2 separate regions of the Homo sapiens genome follow, and region 1 is linked to region 2. Evidence: read pairs that join two places in POLR2A ChIA-PET (ENCODE). Cell type or tissue: MCF 10A. All regions are shown on one strand. Links, peaks and the distances in the headings refer to the core of each region. The heading gives the core; the rest is flanking DNA.

Region 1 (7,397 bases), core at 969-5,968, 58 kb after region 2:
ATGGTGGTTTTATATTCATTTTACACCACAACAGGTCTACACTACATCCCCCATTCATTTCTGAGTCAAAAGGTACTTACTTGACATTGTAGTCTGAATAATAAAGTATTTCATGTACTTGATGGCATGGCCATGTGAATGAGCTCTTCATGGGACATTACCACAAAAGATGTCAAATCACACTAGACTTGGAGGAACTTAAATTTGTTTCCAAATTTCAAAACTGAGATCAGCCTGATCTCTATTAAAATGGTGCTACCCGTAAATGTTTTGTTCTGTTTTCTAATATGGAATAGAAACCAAATCAAGAATACTGGCTGCTTCAGACAGAAATGGCTACTGCAAATCCTCATAAATTTCTATTGTATCTCTCTCAAGGATGAGTTCATTCTTTCTCAATTAAAGCGAACTTGTGTTATTCTTTCTTGATGTTGAGTAGCTTTGTTAATTTTACACACAAGTTCACGATGCTGTTTTGAATCTTCACCTCAGGCTCTGCCTCTAAGGTGCGTAGGCTTACCTGCTATTCTACTTTGTGTCTCTCTTCCTGCTTCCTTAGGTTTGATCAGCACTAAATTACGAGATGTAAAAATTTCAAACGAATATATGCTTTAAAGTGAGGGTTCACATTTTACATGGGGACAAAACTTGATACACACTGGACATTTTTCTAATTGCTCTGAATGTCTCTTGAATGTCAGCATAGCATAAAATATATCATGTGTGAATATAATTTTACCACCTGTAAATAGTGCATTGTAAAATTTTTGTTTTCACCATTTTTATAGAGACCACATGACCCTAAGACGGTAGATCTGATCCTGGAACTTCTGGATCTTGACAGTAATGGGCGTGTCGATTTCAACGAATTCCTCCTATTTATTTTCAAAGTGGCTCAAGCTTGTTACTATGCTCTCGGCCAGGCCACGGGACTGGATGAGGAGAAGCGAGCCCGGTGTGACGGAAAGGAGAGCCTGTTACAAGATCGCAGGCAAGAAGAAGACCAAAGGAGATTCGAGCCCCGGGACAGACAACTGGAAGAAGAACCTGGGCAACGACGCAGGCAGAAGAGGCAGGAACAGGAGAGGGAGCTAGCTGAGGGAGAGGAGCAAAGTGAGAAACAAGAGCGACTTGAACAGCGCGACAGGCAGCGCCGCGACGAGGAGCTGTGGCGGCAAAGGCAAGAATGGCAAGAACGGGAAGAGCGCCGTGCAGAGGAAGAGCAGCTGCAGAGTTGCAAAGGTCACGAAACTGAGGAGTTTCCAGACGAAGAGCAACTGCGAAGGCGGGAGCTGCTGGAGCTGAGGAGGAAGGGCCGCGAGGAGAAACAGCAGCAAAGGCGAGAGCGGCAAGACAGAGTGTTCCAGGAGGAAGAAGAGAAAGAGTGGAGGAAGCGCGAGACAGTGCTCCGGAAGGAAGAAGAGAAGTTGCAGGAAGAGGAGCCGCAGCGGCAAAGAGAGCTCCAGGAGGAAGAAGAGCAGCTACGGAAGCTGGAGCGGCAAGAGCTGAGGAGGGAGCGCCAGGAGGAAGAGCAGCAGCAGCAAAGGCTGAGGCGCGAGCAGCAACTAAGGCGCAAGCAGGAGGAGGAGAGGCGCGAGCAGCAGGAGGAGAGGCGCGAGCAGCAGGAGAGGCGCGAGCAGCAGGAGGAGAGGCGCGAGCAGCAGCTGAGGCGCGAGCAGGAGGAGAGGCGCGAGCAGCAGCTGAGGCGCGAGCAGGAGGAGGAGAGGCGCGAGCAGCAGCTGAGGCGCGAGCAGGAGGAGGAGAGGCGCGAGCAGCAGCTGAGGCGCGAGCAGCAGCTGAGGCGCGAGCAGCAGCTGAGGCGCGAGCAGCAGCTGAGGCGCGAGCAGCAGCTGAGGCGCGAGCAGCAGCTGAGGCGCGAGCAGCAGCTGAGGCGCGAGCAGCAGCTGAGGCGCGAGCAGCAGCTGAGGCGCGAGCAGGAGGAGGAGAGGCACGAGCAGAAGCACGAGCAGGAGAGGCGCGAGCAGCGGCTGAAGCGCGAGCAGGAGGAGAGGCGCGATTGGCTGAAGCGCGAGGAGGAGACGGAGAGGCACGAGCAGGAGAGGCGCAAGCAGCAGCTGAAGCGCGACCAGGAGGAGGAGAGGCGCGAACGTTGGCTGAAGCTCGAGGAGGAGGAGAGGCGCGAGCAGCAGGAGAGGCGCGAGCAGCAACTAAGGCGGGAGCAAGAGGAGAGGCGCGAGCAGCGGCTGAAGCGCCAGGAGGAGGAAGAGAGGCTCCAGCAGCGGTTGAGGAGCGAGCAACAACTAAGACGCGAGCAGGAGGAGAGGCGCGAGCAGCTGCTGAAGCGCGAGGAGGAGAAGAGGCTCGAGCAGGAGAGGCGAGAGCAGCGGCTGAAGCGCGAGCAGGAGGAGAGGCGCGATCAGCTGCTGAAGCGCGAGGAGGAGAGGCGCCAGCAGCGGCTGAAGCGCGAGCAGGAAGAGAGGCTCGAGCAGCGACTGAAGCGCGAGGAGGTGGAGAGACTCGAGCAGGAGGAGAGGCGCGAGCAGCGGCTGAAGCGCGAGGAGCCGGAGGAAGAGAGGCGCCAGCAGCTGCTGAAGAGCGAGGAGCAGGAGGAGAGGCGCCAGCAGCAACTAAGGCGCGAGCAGCAGGAAAGGCGCGAGCAGCGGCTGAAGCGCGAGGAGGAGGAAGAGAGGCTCGAGCAGCGGCTGAAGCGCGAGCATGAGGAAGAGAGGCGCGAGCAGGAGCTAGCTGAGGAGGAGCAGGAACAGGCCCGGGAGCGGATTAAGAGCCGCATCCCGAAGTGGCAGTGGCAGCTAGAAAGCGAGGCCGACGCACGGCAAAGCAAAGTCTACTCGAGGCCCCGCAAGCAGGAAGGGCAGAGGCGCCGCCAAGAGCAGGAGGAAAAGAGGCGGCGCCGGGAGAGTGAGCTGCAATGGCAGGAGGAGGAACGGGCTCACCGGCAGCAGCAGGAAGAGGAGCAGCGCCGGGACTTCACATGGCAGTGGCAGGCGGAGGAAAAGAGCGAGAGGGGCCGTCAGAGGCTGTCGGCCAGGCCCCCATTGCGGGAGCAGCGGGAGAGGCAGCTGAGGGCCGAGGAGCGCCAGCAGCGGGAACAACGGTTTCTCCCGGAGGAGGAGGAGAAGGAGCAGCGGCGCCGCCAGCGACGCGAGAGGGAGAAAGAGCTGCAGTTCCTGGAGGAAGAGGAGCAGCTCCAGCGGCGGGAGCGTGCCCAACAGCTCCAGGAGGAGGAGGACGGCCTCCAGGAGGATCAGGAGAGGAGGCGAAGCCAGGAGCAGCGCCGCGACCAAAAATGGAGGTGGCAACTAGAAGAAGAAAGGAAGAGACGCCGCCACACGCTGTACGCCAAGCCAGCCCTACAAGAGCAGCTGAGGAAGGAACAGCAGCTGCTGCAGGAGGAGGAGGAGGAGCTACAGAGAGAGGAGCGCGAGAAGAGAAGGCGCCAAGAACAGGAGAGACAATACCGCGAGGAAGAGCAGCTGCAGCAGGAGGAAGAGCAGCTGCTGAGAGAGGAACGGGAGAAAAGAAGACGCCAGGAGCGGGAAAGGCAATATCGGAAGGATAAGAAGCTGCAGCAGAAGGAAGAGCAGCTGCTGGGAGAGGAACCGGAGAAGAGAAGGCGCCAGGAGCGGGAGAAAAAATACCGCGAGGAAGAGGAGTTGCAGCAGGAGGAAGAGCAGCTGCTGAGAGAGGAACGGGAGAAGAGAAGGCGCCAGGAGTGGGAGAGGCAGTACCGCAAAAAAGACGAGCTGCAGCAGGAAGAAGAGCAGCTGCTGAGAGAGGAACGGGAGAAAAGAAGACTCCAGGAGCGGGAGAGGCAATATCGGGAGGAAGAGGAGCTGCAGCAGGAGGAAGAGCAGCTGCTGGGAGAGGAACGGGAGACGAGAAGGCGCCAGGAGCTGGAGAGGCAATATCGGAAGGAAGAGGAGCTGCAGCAGGAGGAAGAGCAGCTGCTGAGAGAGGAACCGGAGAAGAGAAGGCGCCAGGAGCGGGAGAGGCAATGTCGGGAGGAAGAGGAGCTGCAGCAGGAGGAAGAGCAGCTGCTGAGAGAGGAACGGGAGAAGAGAAGGCGCCAGGAGCTGGAGAGGCAATATCGGGAGGAAGAGGAGGTGCAGCAGGAGGAAGAGCAGCTGCTGAGAGAGGAACCGGAGAAGAGAAGGCGCCAGGAGCTGGAGAGGCAATACCGCGAGGAAGAGGAGCTGCAGCAGGAGGAAGAGCAGCTGCTGAGAGAGGAACAGGAGAAAAGGCGCCAGGAGCGGGAGAGGCAGTATCGGGAGGAGGAAGAGCTTCAGCGCCAGAAAAGGAAGCAGCGATACCGGGATGAGGATCAGCGCAGTGATCTGAAATGGCAGTGGGAACCAGAAAAAGAAAATGCAGTTCGTGATAACAAGGTTTACTGCAAAGGCAGAGAGAATGAACAGTTCCGGCAGTTGGAAGATTCCCAGCTGCGCGACAGACAATCCCAGCAAGATCTGCAGCACCTGCTGGGTGAACAGCAAGAGCGAGATCGTGAGCAAGAGAGGAGGCGCTGGCAGCAGCGCGACAGGCATTTCCCAGAGGAAGAACAGCTGGAGCGAGAAGAGCAAAAGGAAGCCAAAAGGCGCGACAGGAAGTCCCAAGAGGAAAAGCAGTTGCTGAGAGAGGAAAGAGAAGAGAAGAGACGCCGTCAAGAGACAGACAGAAAATTCCGCGAGGAGGAACAGCTGCTCCAGGAAAGGGAGGAACAGCCGCTGCGCCGCCAAGAGCGTGACAGAAAATTCCGCGAAGAGGAACTGCGCCATCAGGAACAAGGGAGAAAATTCCTCGAGGAGGAACAGCGGCTGCGCCGCCAGGAACGGGAGAGAAAATTCCTTAAGGAGGAACAGCAGCTGCGCTGCCAGGAGCGCGAGCAACAGCTGCGTCAGGACCGCGACAGAAAATTCCGCGAGGAGGAACAGCAGCTGAGCCGCCAAGAGCGTGACAGAAAATTCCGTGAAGAGGAACAGCAGGTGCGCCGCCAGGAACGAGAGAGAAAATTCCTGGAGGAGGAACAGCAGCTGCGCCAGGAGCGTCACAGAAAATTCCGCGAAGAGGAACAGCTGCTCCAGGAAAGGGAAGAACAGCAGCTGCACCGCCAAGAGCGTGACAGAAAATTCCTGGAGGAGGAACAACAGCTGCGCCGCCAAGAGCGTGACAGAAAATTCCGCGAACAGGAACTGCGCAGTCAGGAACCAGAGAGAAAATTCCTCGAGGAGGAACAGCAGCTGCACCGCCAGCAACGGCAGAGAAAATTCCTCCAGGAGGAACAGCAGCTGCGCCGCCAGGAGCGCGGGCAACAGCGGCGTCAGGACCGTGACAGAAAATTCCGCGAGGAGGAACAGCTGCGCCAGGAGAGGGAGGAACAGCAGCTGAGCCGCCAAGAGCGTGACAGAAAATTCCGTTTAGAGGAACAGAAAGTGCGCCGCCAGGAACAAGAGAGAAAATTCATGGAGGACGAACAGCAGCTGCGCCGCCAGGAGGGCCAACAACAGCTGCGCCAGGAGCGCGACAGAAAATTCCGCGAAGACGAACAGCTGCTCCAGGAAAGGGAAGAACAGCAGCTGCACCGCCAAGAGCGTGACAGAAAATTCCTCGAGGAGGAACCGCAGCTGCGCCGCCAGGAGCGCGAACAACAGCTGCGTCACGACCGCGACAGAAAATTCCGTGAAGAGGAACAGCTGCTCCAGGAAGGGGAGGAACAGCAGCTGCGCCGCCAAGAGCGTGACAGAAAATTCCGCGAAGAGGAACAGCAGCTCCGCCGTCAGGAACGAGAGAGAAAATTCCTCCAGGAGGAACAGCAGCTGCGCCGCCAGGAACTGGAGAGAAAATTCCGTGAGGAGGAACAGCTGCGCCAAGAAACGGAGCAAGAGCAGCTGCGCCGCCAAGAACGCTACAGAAAAATCCTAGAGGAAGAGCAGCTCCGTCCGGAAAGGGAAGAACAGCAGCTGCGCCGCCAGGAGCGCGACAGAAAATTCCGCGAGGAGGAACAGCTCCGCCAGGAGAGGGAGGAACAGCAGCTGCGCAGCCAAGAGTCTGACAGAAAATTCCGCGAGGAGGAACAGCTACGCCAGGAGAGGGAAGAACAGCAGCTGCGCCCCCAACAGCGTGACGGAAAGTATCGCTGGGAAGAAGAGCAGCTCCAACTTGAGGAACAAGAGCAGAGGCTGCGGCAGGAGCGAGACCGGCAGTACCGGGCGGAGGAGCAGTTTGCCACGCAGGAGAAGAGTCGTCGTGAGGAACAAGAACTATGGCAAGAAGAGGAGCAGAAACGTCGCCAGGAACGGGAAAGGAAATTACGGGAAGAACACATCCGCCGCCAGCAGAAGGAGGAACAGAGGCACCGCCAAGTCGGGGAGATAAAATCCCAAGAAGGGAAGGGCCATGGGCGGCTTCTGGAGCCCGGCACTCATCAGTTTGCCAGTGTCCCAGTGCGCTCCAGCCCTCTCTATGAGTACATCCAAGAGCAGAGATCTCAATACCGCCCTTAAGTGATGTTGCCAATATCTTGACACCTGCCAAAGCTTCGAGCACGGGAAAATGAGAAACACTGGGTACCAAGTGATAACTCAGATGTTTCTGGTTGTGGGAAAACTCTCTGATATTAGAATGTCTTTTCTTCCAAAATCTTAAACTACGCTCATTTTACGCACTTTGTACTTCTGCTTTTTATTCTTCCTCAAGTAGTTCTTTACTGCAAGATGTCTTTCTTTTGCTCTTTGATGCAGATGTGGTGTGCATTTAAAAAAAATATAAATCATTTAATTTGTTTAAGAAATTTTGTTTGAGGAACATGTTCATTTATTGCTTTCAGAAGTAACAAGAGTAATAGGATGATTTGAGATTCTAAACAATGGGTCGGTTTGTTTAATGACTGACCCATCTTGTGGAAAGTGCAGATACTTTTAATGTTCAAGTTGCTATTTCTTCTTGAACCTAAATTGATCATTGCCTCCAAACAGCATTTCATCTTTTGTGGCATAGTTAGCACAAATTCCAGGTAACTAAATTTTTATAACCCTTGAATAGTGCAGGGGGAGTGACCTCTGCATAAAAACTTCCTGTAAAATCAGCCCATTACTGGAAGAAATATCTGTTAAGAATAGGTTTAGCTTTGAAGATTTAGAATTTAAATTAGATTTTTTTTAAACTCAACTCCACTTAAACACATAATCTCATGAAGAAATAATGAGGTGTTTCTCAACTTCAGAGTTCAAATTTTAAAACTGTGTCTGTTGTAGTCTATAGTGTTCATTCTACTTCCCCAAGTTTTGATGAGTTTCAGAATATTATGAACCTTTGTTAATTTTAGCTTGTTAGAAGGAAGCTGCTCAGAATCCCATAAACATCTGTCTTACTCTAGGGCCAATAAGAGATCACATAGAGCATGTTGGGGGTGTAAAAGG
Region 2 (7,397 bases), core at 1,091-6,090:
GTTCCAGAAATCTATGAACAGATTCTTACTTTCCACAAGGCACCACTTCTTGGATCGAGGAATTCCCCTAAACTATGCCCTGTTGTGTAAAATAAAACTTCCTTCCCTTTGTCTTAATCTTACCTTTTTCAAGCCTTAAAAAGATGGGACTTCCTTATTCTAGTATTTTAGGTAATTGTGATTATAACTATATTCATATAATACAGGCCTTTCTTGATCTTATAGTCTTCCACTTAACCTTTTCTCTGCTGTCATCCTCTCTAAATGAAGAGACTTGCTTTTACCACTCAATCCTATCAACAAACATTTACCCACCATGCCAGGCACTGTCCTAGGCACTGAGGCTACAAGGTGCTTACTTTCTAGTGGGGGAGAGAGATAATAAATGAACAAATATGTACTAATTCAAGTGACGGTAATAAGTGCCAAGAAGAAAAATAAAGCAGAGTAGTAGAATGGAGAATTAGTGGGAAAAGTTTGCTATTTACAGGATGGCCAGAAATTTTTCTGATAAGGTGACACTTGAGTAAATACTTGAATTAAATGAGGAATTAAATCATGTGACTGAGGGAACAGTATTTCTGTGGAAACAGCAACTACAGAGGCCTTGAAGTAGGAGATTCTTTGTCATCACCTTCTAGTTAACTTTTTCTAATATTTCAAAATTACTTCTTACTTATGGGTTTTGGAGGCCAAAACTGCACTCAGTATTTAAGAAGCCAGTCCACTAAAGACTTTTTATAATGATGATGATAAAAAATAATCATAGTTTACATTCATTGAGGGCTTACTATGTGCCAGTCACTGTATAAGCTCATCCAGCTCATAAGCACCAGAGCCAGCATTCAAACCCAGGCAGTCTGGCTCTAGAGCCAAGTTAGCTAAGAGTATTTCTGTTTCATTTTCTGTACACAGTTCAGTGGCATCCATCATTTGGTTCTCCTTTTTAAGTTATTCACCCGAAGGCATTTCCCAGAGCATGCTGTACGTTAGGAGCTGAGCTGTGAGCTGGGCAAACAAAGATGAATAAACCATCAATGGAGCCCTTAGGAAGGCCACAGCTCTGCATGGAGGACAGGCAAGCCAGGAGAGCAGCACAGAGGATGAGTGCTGCACAGGAGGTGGCAACACAGTGCCGGTAGACACAGCCAAGAGGTTAGCAGACAGATGGACACACTAAGGCACGTGCTCAACAGGCAGTACAGTAATTCCTGGGCCCCCCTTTCCTGGGTCAGAGCCCACTGTTCCATATGGATAATTTGGGTGGGTTTCAGTAAAAATAATAATCATGCTAAGACATCTACGAACAGAAAAATAATATTGAAAGCAGCTAACCTGTCCTGAGTGCCTACTATGTGCCAGCAGAGTTCTCAGCCCCTTGTTTTCATGAAAACTCCATGCTGTGACAGAGATAAGAGGCCCTATAAAGGCCAGCGTCTTGTATGTTCACAATCTAAAGATGGATGCTTACTGAGTAATAGGAAGAGAAAAGGTGGATATCAGGTCTGTTGAGATAAGCCTAGAACAAAAGTACTGGCCTAATATTATGGGCAAGAATTCCTACATTCTGGGAAGACTGAGGTAGAGAGACACTAACATGAGACCAAGATCCTATAATAAAATCAAGCAAAAGCTGGTTTTTCAAAGGAAGGACTCTGCATGAAGCTGAAGCTGCTGATCTAGTATCAGAGACTGGGCCACCCATACAAGGAGGCACAAGGACTACTTACTGGTGAAAATGTAAGAGTGTAACAAGTGAGCGACTGGATTACAGCTGAATCAGCATATACAGATTGCAGCGCAGGTTAACATCTACTTTAGTATACAGTGTTAAGTATGCAAGTGTTGCAGTGTCTGCAACACTTCTGTCAGCCTCCCTTCTCACTTTTTCTCCCCTATCCTCCCCTAAGCCCTGAAACGTGCCATCCTCCCCTTCCCTCTTCTCCTGGGACAGGAAAGTGCTGCTGATTCTGATGCTTCACAAAGGTAATGATTTATTCATTCTCTGCCTCAGAATGAGTCCTTCAAGTTTGATGGCAGTTTGCAGAACCAGGAATGGAAACCAGTTCTTCTGACCCCAGATTCAACTTCTCTTCCTGACAGTGCAGTTTCATGTGCTTCACACTACATTCCTCACTAAATATATTATTTCGCACTTGCCAACAATTACAATTCATATCATTTTCCTGCCCATTCTGGACTAAAGAGAGATGTTCACCCAAAATCACCACTGAACAAATAATGGAAATGATCTTCCCCTGCTTCCCTGTCTTTCTCCCACCCCATTCATAGTCATTCCCTTGTGGAAATTTCCCACCTCCTGTTCTGCAAGATGCATTGCTCTCCAAGAAGCATTTGATGAGAGCCTTACCCATGATGCTAGGTGGCCACGGGAATGTATTATGAAAGGCCAGGTTATGGCAAAGATGAGAGTGTAGCTTTAAACAAATTCTATAAAATGTTATACTCTCTGTAGTCCACATCCTCAAGACTTAAATTAACAGCACAAATCTTATTAGCCTCACAAAGTTCCTTCATTGTTTCTCAAATAGCATAGTTCAGGGAGCATCTCACCAGTGTGGGTGGCCAATGCATTAAATCATAAGAGCAATTAATCTCTGTTCATAAAGTACTTGAGCTCCTGACACATCCTATAAATGTAGGCCTAAATAAACTCAGGAGTGTGCCCAAGGAGGTCAAGATCTCTGATGCTCAATGAGTTTCCAGAAAGGAGATAACAGCCAGGCTACCTTGGAAGGGAAGGAGAGCAACACACTGAATGCATAACCCCCCATGCCAGGTACTAGGCTAGGCACTCACATATTCGAGCTCATTTAATTTCTTCAACAATCCTGAGAAGAACTGCTATTCCCTTGCAGATCTGCCTGACCTCAGAGTCATGTTCTCTCTGCCTTGGACTGGATCCATAAATGTGACAAGAGGAAAACATAGAACATAGAGTCCTGGGACAAGTATACATGTCATATGCTTGTGTTAGAAAGTCTGAATTCTGACTATAGTTTTGCTATTAACTTGTGTGACCCTGCATGACCTTGCAAAAATCACACTGTCTCTCCTGAGACAACTTTTTGCTTTTCAAAGGCAGGAAAGCTCTGGATACTTGAAACAGTACTGTGGAGCCTGAGAGGTTTGAGATGACAGGGAACCTCCCTGTACTCACCTTCAGCAGCCCAACTCCTCGTGGCACAGAGATGGGGCATGAACACCCTGCAGAGGGGACTCCCAGCCTCTTCTCTTGCATACAGCAGGTGCAGCCCAGGTAACATGTCGCAACAAAATCCTTCCTGGGCCTCTCCCTTTGCTTCCACTTTTTCTCCCCTATCCTCCCCTAAGCCCTGAACCATGCCATCCTCCCATCCCCTCTTCTCTTGGGACAGGAAGATGCTGCTAAGTCTGATGCTGCAGAAAGCTGATGATTTCTTTTCTGCAGGGTGACTGGGGCCATGTGGAGCATTTGTGACCACAATAAAGAGATTGAAGATTAAAGGAGGATGATTAGGCAGAATTCCCATGGCAAAGTGGTGTGGTAATTTAGCCAAGTCATGGCTCAGGCATGCAGAAGGGTGTGAAGCCACTGTGGTGTAAGCATCAGGGGCAAGAGCAGCAGAAGAGAGAGCACTTGTCTGGGCTAGTCCCACTGTGTGAGAAGAATTGATGATGATGAAATTTTGTTCTTACTCCAACGTGGCTGCAGCTCTGCCATAAGCTCTTCCCAGAATCCTTTTGACTGTTAACAGTTCTATCTTCCTCACTAAGCATTCGTCAGGAAGATAAATGAATAAGTGAATCAATGAACTAGGCAACCAGTGGAGAAAACTCTTACTTGATTTCCAACCCCTCGATCATATCTTCTTGTTTCTTGACTACACCAAGATTTTGCTAGGTGGACATGACAAGTAGGTGTATTATGCAAGCATCAACTGCCCCCACTTATGGGACCAGGCAATAAACCACAGAGGACTGGGGACAGCACCCCTCCCCAGTCCCAGATAATCTCCACCAAAGCCCTTACACCATCCCCTAGTAGCCTCTACTACTCTCGCTGTGCTTTACTGGCAAAGACCTCAGAAGGATTACTTTCCTTACTCAATCCCTCATGAAAGCTCCCTGGCATTACCTGATTTTCTCTCCCTGCTCTCTCTGCCTGCTTTCTCATCCCTGCCAGATGCCTGGATCTGGCATCCTACTATGCCTGACAGCTAAGGGAATAAGACACAGGCATGAGCTTCTTGGGGACAGTGGGCCATCTGCTCCTCTGGGGAGTCTTTGAATTGACACCTACAAAGAATGGACTGGGCACTGACCTACCTGGGTCAGAAGCAGGGCAAGATGATCTTTAGAAGCCCTGATGAATCTGCTTCTGACCAATCACTGCTTTCAACTTGCCTGCTGCTCCCGGTACACATGACCACATTCAGCTTCCCTGCTGGTGACAGCTGGGGCTCTTGGGCTGTGCCTCAAGTCCCACCTCTCAGTTTGGCCTGGAAACTTTAGCATCCAGATATTTCTGGAGAAACTAAAGCAGTTCCTCTGTTATTTCTGCATGTAAACTCTTCAAGATACCAGCAGCCATCTCCCAAACCTCCTGAAATTATCACAGCCCACCACTGGTTCATCTACCAACACCATCTTCCTGCCCCATACTCTGTAAGGCTCTAGAATTTTCACACATTATTCTTTTTTATTTCCAAGAGCCAACAAGTTGCAAATAAGTTCTAAATCCCAAAAGAATACTGCTCAGGGGGCATGGACTTGTGGAGGTGAAACATCATCCAGTTCAGTCACCTACTGGGGTCCCAGCACTATGGCAGGGCTCATGGGAGAATCAGAAGGAGAAATCAAGGACTCTTCCCTCAGAGAATTCGTCATCTAATTCAGAGGCAAGAATTATACATAGGCAACAACAGAGAGTGCTAAAGAGCCACAAGAAATAAAAGCCTAGTTATATGTTTTAGAATCTCAGTCTACCACAGGCATTGGAGCTAGAGAGAGCCAGTCAGTCTCACATTTAAAGAACACCTACCTTGAGGACGACAAAGAGAGCTTATAGGAGACAGAGAGAGAAAGGAGGAGAAATCTTTCCTTCATAGTGAGGAAGAAAAATGTGGTCTGGAGGCAGGGAACATAAGGCCGATTCCCACTTCAGCTATGAGAGGAAATATTCTCTCCATAGTGCATACACCAAGTAAATGACTTTGTAACTTTACTTCATCCTCTTCATTTACATAGGGTGTACCCCAAGTAGAGGTTATTAAACTCCCAAAAAATCTGTAACAGGGCCCTTGAGCCCCTATGTTCAGGCCCGCTCCACACTATGGAGTGTTCTTTCATTTTCAATAAATCCCTTTGTTCCTTCCTTGCTTTGTTTGTGCATTTTGTCCAATTCTTTGTTCAAGATGACAAGAACCTGGACACCCTCCACTGTTAACAATAGAGCTCAAGTCCAGTGAGATGGACAGGCAGAGACCCAGCCATCTATAAGAATACAAAATAGAGCATTATAAACACCATGAAATGACTGCAGAGGATGCAGGAAGAAAGAGGAGAGTCTGACTAGGAAGACTCAGAAGTGTTTTCATAGAAAAGGTAAGTATTTAGATGTGTTTACATGGCTAGAATTTAGATAGAAGATAGGGAGAGTAGGATCCAGGAAGAAGAAGCCAAGTGAATAAAAACAGAAACAGGAAGTGGAGGGTTGACTTAGAGAACATCAAGAAGTCCAGTGTGGTTGGAAAGAAGAATACATCACTGAAAAAAATCTGCTTGCCATGGAAGGCCTTGAATAGCATGTTAAAGTTTTGGGGCTTGATTCTTATGGAAAATTATAACCCTTTATTCTTAAAGGACACGATAACCCTTCTTGAGAAGAGAGAATTCCTCTGAGAATAGTGTGGAAAATAAATTAGAAAGGAAGATTAGAGGCAGGAAGATCTATTGATACTTACACAAAAGTCCAAGCAAATAGTAACCAGGACCTCTCCTGAGAGATGGCAGGAATAAAGATGACGAGGGGAGAGAGAAATGAAACAAGTTTTTACAGAATCTCAGAGCACGAGAGACCTCTGGAGACAAAGACTTTCAGAGGCGGAAGTCATCCAGTTCATCCAGCTGTGACTTCAAACCTCTTCCTCATTTTATAGATAAGGGGGGAAATAAAGTCACAATGTGGAAGTGTCTTTCCCAAGTTCACTTGAAAGTGAATTCAGGGCCCTGGAGAGAAGCCAGGGCTTCCAAGTCTCAATTCAAGGGATCTCTGGTGCACCAGGGTGAGGAAAGGCCAGGAAGGGCTACAAAGAAAATCAGCAGGAGACCTGACTGTTCTTGAAAGGGGAACAGGCAAATGCCTGAACATTGGCTTCCACATACCATCATCCCTAAATTCACCTCTTCCCTTCCTGATGGAATTGACCAGGGGAGGGGTGGCAGTGAGAGAACTGAAAACACTGATGGCACCCCAAAGGAATTGCTAAGAATCCCTAAAATACAATGGGAACATCACAGATTACAAAGCTATTTACCTATCTTCCCTACCCCATTTCCTCCACTCCCACTTTACCTCAAGACATATGCATTCCTTTAGTCAACAAACCTTTATCAGGTGCCTACTACTGTGGGTTTTCTGGCAGCTGCTGGATCATAAGGTTGTGCAAGACCTTTGGGAGATTCAGAGCCACAGTTCAACTCCACAGCCCTTGCCTCTGCCCAGCTGTGTCTTGGCCAGGCAGGTTTAGCCTGTTGGTATCCTCAAGTCAAGGCTTTTAAACCAACCACCCTGCTCCAGAAATTTCTTTTAAAAAAACTCAAAACAGTTTGGCAGTTCCTCAAAAAGTTAAACACGGAGTTACCATGTGACCCAACTCCACCCCTAGGTGCATGGCCTAGTTGCAGAGGACTAAAAACATACATCCGCACAAAAAGTTGTCCATGAATGTTCACAGCAGCATTATTCAAATAGCCAAAAGGAGGAAACAGCCCAAATGGCCACCAATGGATGAATGGATAAGCAAAATGTGACACATTGTCTATTCTTATAATGGACTATTATTCAGACTTAAAGGAAAAGAAGTGCTAAAACCTGCTTCAACATATATGAACCTTAAAAATATTATGTTATGTGAAATAAGCTAGTCCAAAAAAAGGCCACATATTATATGATTTCATTTGCATGAAATATCCAGAATAGGTAAATCCATAGAGACAGAAAACAGATTAGTGGCTGCCAGGGGCTGGAAGAGGGCAGAATGGCAGATTACTGCTAATGGGGACAGAATTTCTTACAGGGGGATCTTGGCAATGGCTGAACAATACTAGATAACATTGAATCGTACACTTTAAATGGGTGAATTGCATGGTATGTGAATTATATCTCAATAAAG

Evidence for each region. ChIA-PET counts read pairs that join two places held together with the same protein. Peaks named below come from ENCODE experiments on the same cell type or tissue, not always from the same donor. Only the 100,000 strongest peaks of a DNase experiment are listed, where the experiment ranks them.
Region 1: POLR2A ChIA-PET joins it to region 2 with 12 read pairs; 5 of 35 experiments call an interaction of 5 or more read pairs at or near these places.

The regions. Positions count from the first base shown.
Region 1 is chr1:152,106,470-152,113,866 of GRCh38, reverse strand. TCHH (trichohyalin) reads left to right here. Exons shown (of 3, transcript NM_007113.4): 3 at 789-7,397. The coding sequence ends at 6,482. Among named protein-coding and RNA genes, the nearest start is that of TCHH, 5.3 kb to the left of the region's middle. In MCF 10A, for the core only: no CTCF peak of the experiment used is centred there; DNase peaks (open chromatin) are centred at 2,846, 3,146 and 3,376.
Region 2 is chr1:152,164,205-152,171,601 of GRCh38, reverse strand. No RefSeq gene overlaps it. Among named protein-coding and RNA genes, the nearest start is that of RPTN, 8.7 kb to the right of the region's middle. RefSeq lists an enhancer at 2,847-4,046. In MCF 10A, for the core only: no CTCF peak of the experiment used is centred there; DNase peaks (open chromatin) are centred at 2,921 and 3,581.